Regions from separate parts of the Homo sapiens genome. Here all the other regions are linked to region 3. Evidence: chromatin contacts called from ENCODE Hi-C or POLR2A ChIA-PET data. All regions are on one chromosome and are shown on one strand. Each heading gives the region's core, a stretch centred on a gene start or an enhancer-like site at or near the end of the contact. The rest is flanking DNA. Distances are from core to core; before and after follow the strand shown. Region 1 holds the start of RTF1 (RTF1 homolog, Paf1/RNA polymerase II complex component). Region 2 holds the start of CHP1 (calcineurin like EF-hand protein 1). Region 3 has its middle 3.0 kb from the start of MAP1A.

Region 1 (3,680 bases), core at 679-3,178, 2.1 Mb after region 3:
CTCCCTACCACCATTTTCAAAGCAGTCTTCTTTCTACAGCACCTCCTCAATCCTTTTCTTCTTAAAAGTCCTCCCCTTGGCGGAGCTTGCAGTGAAGCCAAGATCGCACCACTGCACTCCAGCCTGGGCGACAGTGCGAGACTCCGTCTCAAAAAAAAATAAATAAATAAATAAAAAGTCCTCCCCTTTTATGCCTTAATACTTTCTTTTTCTTTCTTTTCTTTTTTTTTTTTTTTTTGTGATGGAGTTTCGCTCTTGTTGCCCAGGCTCACTGCAACCTCCGCCTCCCGGGTTCAAGAATTCTCCTGCCTCAGCCTCCCGAGTAGCTGGGATTACAGGCATGTGCCACCACGCCCCGCTAATTTTGTATTTTTAGTAGAGATGGGGTTTCTCCATGTTGGTCAGGCTGGTCTCGAACTCCCGACCTCAGATGAGCCTTGGCCTCCCAAAGTGCTGGGACTACAGGCGTGAGCCACCGCGCCCAGCCCCTAATACTTTCAAACTGAGACCTCTGGCTTCATATAAAAGACCCCCAAGAAGCCATTCATAGAAAAACTTTACAATTAGCAAATGCTTGCACTGCCATCAATTTTTACAAACACTTGATCTTTACAATAAACCAATTAGATACACAAGGCTGATGTTACATTTTCATTTTACATTTAAGACCAAAGATATATAGCTAGAAAATAGCATAAGCCCAGCCTAGAATTCAAATTTTCAGACTCCAAGTTCAATACTCTTTCTACTCAAAAGCTACTATCTCTTGCATATTCTTTCTTTACATCATTTGCTCATTAAACAGAAAGGAGACCATCTTTGTATCGCCTGGTATCACTAGAGCACTGCTACAAAGAGCAGATTCCTCCCTACAATGTTTTCTAGAGTATATAAACAGTTCAACCCCAAGACACTGAGGCCAAAAGTTACTTTCAGTGCTTCCTGCAGTCTTCAAGTAAGAAAGAATTCTGGGATGCTGCGTGAAAGGGCCAAGAGGAGGCCTGGGCTATGCACAGTCCCTCCATGTCGCCCTACATAGTTCTCTATTTCTTCCAGTATCTGCCCTCTTTCCTCCACCCAAGAGTGTTTTTTTGGGTCTGACACCTCAACAAGGGCCCTTCTCAAACACAAACGACCCTAGTCGCCAAATAAACTCGTGCCCACAGCTAAGTCATCCTTGGCAAGCATGGCAGAGGCTCCTAGGAACATTTACGAGTGTCCTTCCTCTGTCCACATCCCTTGTCCGAAAAACTTCCATCTTCCAGAGTCCGGATCTTCTTGGCCCTCGCCCCCAACTGCTCGACGCGCACCCTTGCACCTCCTCCAAAACCTCCCAGCCTCCCAGGTTGGCGGGCGATACTTCCTATCTCTCCCAGCCCGGATCTCCTGGACTACAGCCCGCCGCCCCGATCTGGCCCCGGAAGATCGCGGCCCCTTTCGCTACCCCCGAGCCCGAGGCCCAACGGCCCGGTCCCTGCCCCGCCTCCCCGCCCAAGGCGCCAAGTCCTCGGGGCTCCGTCTCCAGGCCCGGGCCGGTCTCCAAGGCCCCGCACACTCCAGGAAGACGGGAAAGGGGCTGTAGTGGTGCCCAGGGCACGGGGCGAGCTGGGCGCTCTGGTAGGAAGGCTCCAGGCCCGGCCGTCTCCGGCTCCCGCGGCCCCGACAGCCCTCTGGCTCCGCCGGCCCGCGCCTCCGCGGCCTGCCCTCACCTGATCCAGGTTCTCGTCGCTGCCGCTGTCCTCTGTGTCCGAGTCGATCACGACGCGGCCTTTCCGCTTCTTTACCATGGTGGTCCCCCGGCTCCCACGCCGGCCGCCGCCCGGACTCCCCTCTTGCCCGCCTGCCAGTGGGACCGCCACTGCCGCCGCCGCCGCCGCTGCTCGACCCACACAAAGGCGACCGCGCATGCGCGCTCCGCTCCGCCCCCCTGGCCCCGCCCCCTGCTCGCCGCACGCCGTTCGCAGGTCGCCGGGTGCCCCGCCCTGCCCCGCCCCCGACGCAGCGTGAGAGGCGGGGCCTTCCCCCGTCGCTGGTTCCCGGCAGAGAGTGGTGGTGGCTTTACCCGCGACTGCCCTGGAGTCCTTGGCTGTATCTCTGCTGCGGAGCCGAAGTTTGGTGGGCTCTCTTCCTATCGGGGGCTGGAGCCGCAAGGATCCAGGTTCTCTCTGAGGGGGCTCACGTGTCTACCTACTTTCAAGCTGTCCAACACTGATGGCGTGTACTTAAGGGGCCGACGGCCTGGAAGACATAAGTCGCCTGGACCACGCGGTGGACACCGGTTGGGGGCTGGAGACTGCCGACCCGGGCTGTGCGAATGACAGCTGAGCTGGGACCTGGAGAATGCATCTGAATTACCCAAAAGGAGAGTAGAGTGTTGCATGCAGAGAACAGCGTAGGCAAAATGGCCCGGCGATAATAAAGTTAGGTTCGGAGAACTGAAGTTAGTTATGGCCAGAGCAGAGATTGTGGGTGGGGATAGGCGACAGACCAGGCTGGAGAAGGACACGGCGACTGCCTCACTCAGATCCTAATAAGTAAGCTGAATTAGGGAGTTTGAACTTGAGTATTGAAAGATTTTAAACTGAAGAACCACATGATTTGATTTGTGTGTGGTTTTGTGTTTTAGTAGAGACGGGGCCTCCCTATATTGCCCAGGCTGGTCTCGAACCCCTGGGCCCAAGGGATCCTCCTGCCTTGGCCTCCCAAAGTGCTGGGATTACAGGCGTGAGCTACCGTGCCCAGCCTGATTTGTGGTGGTGTTTTTTTGTTTGTTTGTTTGTTTGTTCGTTTGTTTTGGAGACGGAGTCGCTCTTGTTGCCCGGCCTGGAGTGCAGTGGCAGCTCACTGCAACTCCGCTTCCCAGGTTCAAGCGATTCTCCTGCCTCAGCCTCCTGAGTAGCTGGGATTACAGGCTCCTGCCACCACGCCCGGCTAATTTTTTTTTTTTTTTTTTTTTTGAGACGGAGTTTCGTTCTTGTCGCCCAGGCTGGAGTGCAATGGCGCGATCTTGGCTCACTGCAACTTCTGCCGCCTGGGTTCAAGCGATTCTCCAGCCTCAACCTCCGGAATAGATGGCATTACAGACGCCCTTCACCACGCCCTGCTAATTTTTGTATTTTCAGTAGAGATGGGGTTTCAGCATGTTGGCCAGGCTGGTCTCAAACTCCTGGCCTCCGGTGATCCGCCCGCCTCAGCCTCCCAAAGTGCTGGGATTATAGGCATGAGCCACTGCACCCAGGCCTGATTTGTGTTTTTCAAAGATTACTCTGACCGCAGTATGGCGAATGGACTAAGGGCAGGGAGATCGCTTGGATTGTTGTTGTCTTCTTGGCAAGAGATGATGGTGTCCTGACCTAAGGACGAAGCTGTGGGAATGGAAAGAAGTGGATGGACTCTGGATAATTTGGAACGTAGAATCCCCAGGATTTGGGATAGGGGTAAGGGAAGGAGTGCTCCCAGATACCTATTGATGTTCAGATTCTAGCTTAGGAAGCTAGTGGCAGGTGAGCCCTTCATCAAAAAAATGAAATACAAGAGGAGAGAAGAAGGTTTTGGGAACTGGTGTGTATAGGAAATAAGTTTTTATACTTAAGTTTGAGGTCAGCTGATAAAAAGGTCAGCTCCAGAAGTTATTTCCTTTAGTGATTAGGAATATAAAGTAGGGGCCGGGCGTGGTGGCT
Region 2 (3,643 bases), core at 431-2,930, 2.3 Mb after region 3:
AGAAGCAAACCAGTCCAGAAAGGGGTGGGGCTAGAAAACATCCCTTCCAACTTGAAAACTCCAGAAAGTTGAACTTGTCACAAAGCAGAGAACAGCACTTAAACAGGCCTGAAAAATTCTGTAGTTCCCCATAGCACTCCTCAGTACTATCTGCATATGGGCCGGAGTGAGTTACTGGTCATGTCATTATCAAAGACAAGTATGATGAAGAGACAGAGCTCAGGTGCTACATCCTTCATTAACTCAATAAGAATCATAAAGGTTTACTGAAAAGATAAAATATTGTATGCATCAATACAATTGTATCATACATTGCATTATCAAGGACTATTCAAAGTTATGATGGTATTTTACAGCGCTTCAGAATCCCGAGTCCTTTTGCTCCTTTGTTCAGACTAATGAGGAAGAGACTGGACTATAAAAAAAAAAATCAGTTCTGCAGGGCACGGTGGCTCACACCTGTAATCCCAGCACTTTGGGAGGCCGAGGTGGGTGGATCACTTGAGGTCAGGAGTTCGAGGCCAGCCGGGCCAACATAGTGAAACCCCATCTCTACCAAAAATACAAAAATTAGCCAAGCGTGGTGGCAGGCACCTGTACTCCCAGCTACCTGGGAGGCTGAGGCAGGAGAACTGCTTGAACCTGGGAGGCGGAAGTTGCAGTGTGCCGAGATCACGCCACTGCACTCCAGCCTGGTTGACAGAGGGAGACTCCGTTTCAAAAAAAAAAAAAAAAAAAATCAGTTCCTAGTACAAATTCACACGGAGATTTTTGGAGCACATCCAATTTCAATAGCGAATAAAAAAGTACACCAGCATAGTAGAAATCAATACATATATGAGATTAGGACAGCAAGTATCGTCGTGTAAGTAAAAAACTGGTGGTCACAGTATCCGTGTTTTTTCTCTAGAAGTTCAGATTGAAAGAAGTCTCACAATCCCAGACCCCTGATTGTTTAAAGGTCTCCAGGCATCGGGTCATGTCTCCCAAAGCCTTACTACACGGTCTTGCTTTCTGGGTGGTTTTCCCAATTTGTGACAAGAACTTGTTTGTAATTTCCCATAGTTGTCAGAGGTTTTAGGTCCTTACCCAGAAACGGATTTTCTACAGAATCCATCTCGAGTTCCTGAATTTGCTTCTCGGGCTTTACCTACTGTTCAGGATGCCTCTTCATAGGGAAGGGTGGTGCGAGGCAACAGAAAGGAAAGGAGTTCGGGGACTTTGATGGGCAGGGTGCAGAAAAGGGGGGCGTCGACGCTCTACGAGTGATCAAGAGTCCCGATTTTGAAGGGAAGGACAGCCCCACAGTAGCTAGAGCCCCGCTCCAGGAAGCTGCAGCTGGAAGAACAGGTCTTCCAGCTCTCGGTCCCCAAACCTGGAGGCTGCCCAGGACCCCCCAACCTCACAGGCACCCGAGCTCCAGACCTTAGCGACAGCCGCCCTTGGTTGTGAGGCCAGCCTGAGGCGCCCGGCGTTCCCACCCCCAACCCGAACTCACAGCCGGTCTCCTTCTTGATCTCCTCGAGCTCTTCGTCCCGCAGTAACGTGGAGGCCCGAGAACCCATCGCCGTGCCGGGAGCTCCTCCGGGAGCAGCGGCGCCAGAAGAGACGGCGACAGGAGGGAAGGAGGGAGGGAAGGAAGGGCTAGGGGTCAAGAAGGGAGAGGGCAGTGTTTCCACTGCGGACCCGGGAGGGAACCCAGGGGTGGTGCGCTGGGGAGGGCGGCCCCGAGGACCCGCCAATCAGGCGCGAGGCAGCGCCCGGCTCAGGAGCCAACGTCAGCGTTCGAGTTCCAGCCCCGAATGAATCAGCCCAGCTCCAGCCCAAGTCCTGCTGAAGACGGACCCCGCCCCCGGAACCGCAGCTGCCACCGGCCTTAAAGGGGCGATGCCACTCGGTCGCTAACGACGCAATTAAAAGGGCAACGTCATTGACCAACAGTTTTACAACAAACTAACCTGCGACAGGCAGCGTAGTCTACCTTTTCTCACAGGAATCGAACACTAGGAATCCTACTCGATAGGTGGCACGGATTGCGGAGAGAAACTTCGCGTGGGGGGGAACCCTAGGGTGTACCCTTCGGGGACTGCACGCGCTCTTCATCTTTCCTGGCTGCCGTCCTCCTCCCGGCCGCAGGGGGCGCTGGGGAGCCGGCCTCGGGGCCGCGTGCTGATTGGCTCCTCGGGAAACAGACGAGACTGGACGTTGGGCCGGGCGGGCGTCGCCTCTGCGGCGTGTGTCCCCGGCGTCGCGGACCTTTCTCCAGGTTTTCAGCCTGTGATTTGATAACCGCCGCCGGGTGGCGTGGAGCGTCCCGAGACTTCTTCCTTCATTGCAGCCCCTCTTCTTTTAGTTCTAGACTGAAGTTCGAGGAACGCACCACTTGGCTGAAATTAGGATCCAGATTTCCCAAACTTCCTTCGGAGGAAAAAGCCCTAACGATGGAGGACAGTGAATTCCTAGCTTATGGTCCGCCATTTATTTGAAGTTCCTTATTTTGTCTTAAAAATGAGAAATTTTGCATTTTATTCTCATGGTGTATTGTTTGTTTTGATTAAAAAGGTAGGCCTGGCACGGTGGCTCACGCCTGTAATCCCAGCACTTTGGGAGGCCGAGGTGGGCAGAACACCTGAGGTCGTGAGTTCGAGACCAGCCTGACCAATATGGAGAAACCCCATCTCTAATAAAAATACAAAATTATCCGGGTGTGGTGCCGCGTGCCTGTAATCCCAGCTACTCGGGAGGCTGAGGCAGGAGAATCGCTTGAACCCGGGAGGCGGAGGTTGCAGTGAGCCGAGATCGCGGCATTGCTCTCCAGCCTGGGTGACAGAGCAAGACTCCGTCTCAAAAAAAAAAAAAAAAAAAGGTAAAAGCCACCCGTTAAATTAGTGCCTACTCTCAGGTGAACCAGTTCTTACTGCTTCACCTGCCTTACCCCTTCACACCTGTTTGGTTAGAACACGTATAAGATAAGGAAGAACCGAATTCTGACTGCTGTTAGTACCCAAGTACCAGGATATTTTTGTCGTAGCAGGCTTTCCCAGGTCAACTTAAGTTACTAGTTTTAAGTGTTACCTAAGGCTTTACAGCTTAGCCTGAGGCCCCACACGTTCCCTGCAAGCTGAGGTTCTAGTTTGAAGAACTAGAGTTTTGTTTGTTTGTTGTTGTTGTTGTTGTTTGAGACGGAGTTTTTGCTCTTCTGCCCAGGCTGAAGTGCAAAGGCGCCATCTCAGCTCACCGAAACTTCCGCCTCCCGGGTTCAAGCGATTCTCCTGCCTCAGACTCCCTAGTAGCTGGGGTTACAGGCATGCGCCACCGTGTCCAGCTAATTTTGTATTTTTAGTAGAGACAGGGCTTCTCCATGTTGGTCAGGCTGGTCTCGAACTCCGTATCTCAGGTGATCTGCCCGCTTCAGCCTCCCAAAGTGCTGTGATTACAGGCGTGAGCCACCGCACCTGGCTTGTTTTGTTTTTTTGCGACAGAGTCCGGGCTGGAGTGCAATGGCCTGATCACTGTGCATTTTCGGCTCACTGCAACCTCCAGGCGGGTTCAAGGGATTATCATGCCTCAGCCTCCTGAGTAGCTGGGATTACAGGCGCGTGCCACCACGCCCAGCTAATTTTTGTATTTTTAGTAGAGACAG
Region 3 (3,685 bases), core at 804-3,303:
GTTACTTTTGAAGGTCAGAGAAGCCAAAATAGTCTGTGCTCTCAGCATCCCCCATCCCCCCTTAATTGCAGCCAGAGGAGAGGAGGAGCTGAGTCACTAGTACTCTTGGGGGTTGAGGGGACAAAAGGGGAGCAATCCTTGCTTAGATCCGGGGATGCAAATCTGCGACAATGGCAACAACCCCGTTTGGGTAGAAGCGGCCATCTGCAGAGATACACAGGGAAAACCAGGCTGAGTTCTGAGCATCACAAAAGGGAAATACCCCTCTTCTGCAACTTCATCGTTCTTATTTCCTCCCACCTCAAGCCTTCTATCTCCTCCCTGCTTTCTAGGGCTTTCTGGAGTGTGTTAGGAGGGAAACTTAAGTAGACATTTAGTTTACGAACAAAATAACATTTCCCAGACCAATACAGAGCCCACCCATATTCTCAGCTGCCACCCCCAAGGGCCACACCCTGGGCATGGTGCCAACTCACAGTGGAGTTTTCCTTCAGCCTTCACCCTCTGAACAGCTACCCACCACAACCAACTCTCCACCTGCTGTATTCCTAGGCTCTGCTGCAATGAAATGGTGAGATGCCAAAGAAGAAAGAGAGGCTTGAGCTGAGCTACAAAGTAAGATATGAAACCCTGGATTTGAGACTTGATCCACCATTTTACTAATCATGCTGCTAAACAAGAGACTTAACCTCTCTCAGAGCCTACTTCATAAACTATGAAATGAGTATAATATTAGTACCATCCTCCGATAATGCTGTGAGGTTTGAATTGTATAAAAGATGAAAAAAAAGCTTCTTCATTCCTAGACTTCCAAATCTGCAATGTACAAATGCCACTGGAAGTCTTTCTCCCTTTTGTGGAAGATTTCTGAGAGGTCATCTAGGTGATCAAGGAAATCATAAATCAGGATCTCAGACCAGATCAACTCTGGAGTACTCTTAGCTCCCAGGTAAACCCAGAACTAAAGATGCCTGCAGTATGAGATTTGAAGTCCTATTCATGTCCTTGCTTTCCCATTTCAGACAGCAATGCAGACCCCGGTTCCAGGGGTTAATGAGCTGCTGTATTAATTCAGGGTAACTGTTGTATTGGTAGAAGTAATAGAGCTATCACTTCCTAAGTCCGTCAGTGGAAATGGAGAGTCAGACCGAAGGCCTCCAGACTGGTCCCTCAGCCTGTATTTTTATTTATTTATTTATTGAGATGGAGTCTAGCTCTGTCGCCCAGGCTGGACTGCAATGTCATGATCTCAGCTCACTGCAACCTCTGTCTCCTGGGTTCAAGCAATTCTCCTGCCTCCCGAGTAGCTGGGATTACAGGTGTGCACCACCACCCTCGGCTAATTTTTGTATTTTTAGTAGAAGAGGGTTTCAACATGTTGTCCAGGCTGGTCTCAAACTCCTAACCTCAAGTGATCCACCCACCTCGGCCTCCCAAAGTGCTGGGATTACAGGCATAAGCCACCATGCCCGGCCCTGTGTTTTTTAGAGTCTTAGAATATTAGTTATGAATTATAAGCCCCCTTCTATTTCCTATAGGTATCCAATAGTAAAAGAATCAGAGAGTTATTGAAACTCAGTTTTCCACTGTCCTAATTGTTTCTGAATTTGTATTAGAATGCTCGGAAGATCCAGATTTTTTGTAGGGGTTAGAAAGTCACCACTGGAGAGACTACCTGGTGCAAAAATCACCTTTGAAAGCTTTTACCAGACTTGACCACTAGAAGGAGCTGGGCCACTGACTCTTTATCAGAGGGTCCCTTCTTTTCTGTGTGTGGGTATGTCAATGTGGAGGGGGCAGTGCCTAGGAATAAGTGCACTCTCCTTGTCACTGTAGGATACATTTTTGTCTGCTTTCTCAGCATTTTGGCCCAGGGCTTGAGGATAGGTGATAGGAATGGTGGCCCAGCCTGTGGGGTAGTCAAGCCATAAGGCACTAGCATATCCCCTTGAGCTCATCCCAGCTGCCTGGTCCCCTTTGCGTCCTCACTAACAGAAGGCTGGAGGGAGGGGCAGTGTCTGCAGCTGCTCTGGGCTGACTGTTGTTTGTGGGGACAGCTGAAAGAGGAGCCAGCAGGGGTGGGGCTGTGGCTGTCTTGAGCTGTGTGGGTTTTTCCAGGAAATTCTCTACTATTCTCCTGTGACATAGACAGACCATGATAAAAATGTCCAAACCTAAAAATATGCAGTATGCCAAAGTAAGCTCTGATCTAGGGTACATGGCCCTAAGCTCCTTGAGGACACCACAGACAAACTCTTTGATGGAAAGGGCCTAGTAGGTGTTTATATATCAATGCTCATTTCTAAGAAGTGCCTGAGAATAACTATGTTCTCTCTGTAAGTGTCTTCCCAAGTATCGCTGCATCTTAATCTGAAGAATGGCTAAGTACTTTGGTTTAACTTCTTTTCATTTCTTACATTATTCCAGAAAGCAGCCTACTCTCAAGTCTCTGTAGCCAAAAGGACAAGGTTAGAGCATTCAGTGTGAATTATTAACATCAGCAGATAATCCCCAAACTTCTGTTCAGTCATTAATTTCATCCTCTGTCATCCCTGTATCTGGCCTTTCACCAAAGCTCCTAGGAGTACTAAGTGGTAAAACTGCCGATTTTCATCATTAGGGATAAATGGAGGAAGCCATGACATGAGTAATTCTAAACAGAAACATTCTCAAAAGAGTGAGTAGCCTGCTTTACAGGAAGCCAGTCACATCAGGAAGATGTCAGCCTCACATATATTAATATAAAATTGCTGTATATATTCCTAGGCTAATGGAGCTTTAGTCATATTAGCCTTATTTTCTCCAACTTCCTAGCAGCATCTATAAGTATCAGTGATCAGGAAGTGATCAAAGATTTGGCAGTTAGGAGCAGTGGAAAAGGAGGAGAGATAATTAAGGAAAGGTGACTACTATACTGAGTAATTGAGAATTATCTGTATAAGACATGAATTCAATCATTCAGTTGCAGTGGCTGTTGACCTGGATGGATTTTATATTCCACTAAGCTGATGGATTGGTGTGTCAACATTTTCCAGTAACATGACTAGATGCCTAGCTCCTTTTTCTTTTTTTTTTTTTCCTGAGATGGAGTTTCACTTTTGTTGCCCAGGCTGGAGTGCAATGGCACGATCTTGGCTCACTGCAACCTCTGCCTCCCGGGTTCAAGCGATTCTCCTGCCTCAGCCTCCTGAGTAGCTGGGATTACAGGCATGCACCACCACGCCCAGCTAGTTTTGTATTTTTTAGTAGAGGCGGGGTTTCTCCGTTGGTCAGGCTGGCCTCGAACTCCCGACCTCAGGTGATCTCCCCGCCTCAGCCTCCCAAAGTGTTGGGATTACAGGTGTGAGCACTGTGCCCGGCCTTAGTTCTTTTATAATAGCATGTAGAGCTTTCCGTAGTCACCTCACAGACATCTGTCATGGAATGGTAGTGCCTAACATCTTATTTTCTCAAATCTCTAACCCACCCATTCCTCCCACCCAGCAGAATGGGAAACTGCATTATGTGAGCTTTGATCTGGGCCAAATCTCAGAGTACAACTTGATCTTGTAGCAGTAAATTCAGGAGCCCCTCCTTCCACTCTGGATTTGATGGTGCCCATCATCATGTAAGTACCAAGATTCTGCTCTGCCCTGGAGATCTGTTGGCTAAGCCGAAGCAGGAACCAGAAACCCTGAAACCTGTG

What was found. Hi-C counts contacts between places; a loop is a spot of excess contacts on that map. ChIA-PET counts read pairs that join two places held with the same protein, here RNA polymerase II (POLR2A). Pooled maps may share reads with other maps.
Region 1: a loop to region 3 is called in a pooled map, with 4 times the contacts of the local background. The contact joins the promoter of RTF1 here to the enhancer-like site in region 3. A Hi-C loop is called at or near these places in 3 of 50 pooled maps. POLR2A ChIA-PET finds 5 or more read pairs at or near these places in 3 of 52 experiments (H1, activated CD8-positive, alpha-beta T cell and activated T-cell).
Region 2: a loop to region 3 is called in a pooled map, with 5 times the contacts of the local background. The contact joins the promoter of CHP1 here to the enhancer-like site in region 3. A Hi-C loop is called at or near these places in 6 of 50 pooled maps. POLR2A ChIA-PET finds 5 or more read pairs at or near these places in 2 of 52 experiments (PC-3 and activated CD4-positive, alpha-beta T cell).

The regions. Positions count from the first base shown.
Region 1 is chr15:41,415,343-41,419,022 of GRCh38, reverse strand. RTF1 (RTF1 homolog, Paf1/RNA polymerase II complex component) reads right to left here and starts at 1,928. Exons shown (of 18, transcript NM_015138.5): 1 at 1,710-1,928. The coding sequence starts at 1,907. RefSeq lists a silencer at 1,449-2,038 and an enhancer at 2,099-2,198.
Region 2 is chr15:41,229,305-41,232,947 of GRCh38, reverse strand. It overlaps CHP1 (calcineurin like EF-hand protein 1), which reads right to left and starts at 1,680. Exons shown (of 7, transcript NM_007236.5): 1 at 1,499-1,680. The coding sequence starts at 1,565. It overlaps EXD1 (exonuclease 3'-5' domain containing 1), which reads left to right and starts at 2,191. Exons shown (of 12, transcript NM_001286441.2): 1 at 2,191-2,469. RefSeq lists enhancers at 1,837-1,896, 1,917-1,986 and a silencer at 2,107-2,166.
Region 3 is chr15:43,512,724-43,516,408 of GRCh38, reverse strand. It overlaps a transcript of MAP1A not described here. Among named protein-coding and RNA genes, the nearest start is that of MAP1A, 3.0 kb to the left of the region's middle. Within about 2 kb of position 2,053, at least 4 of the 41 ENCODE cell types and tissues checked have a DNase peak (open chromatin) inside an H3K27ac peak, as active enhancers do.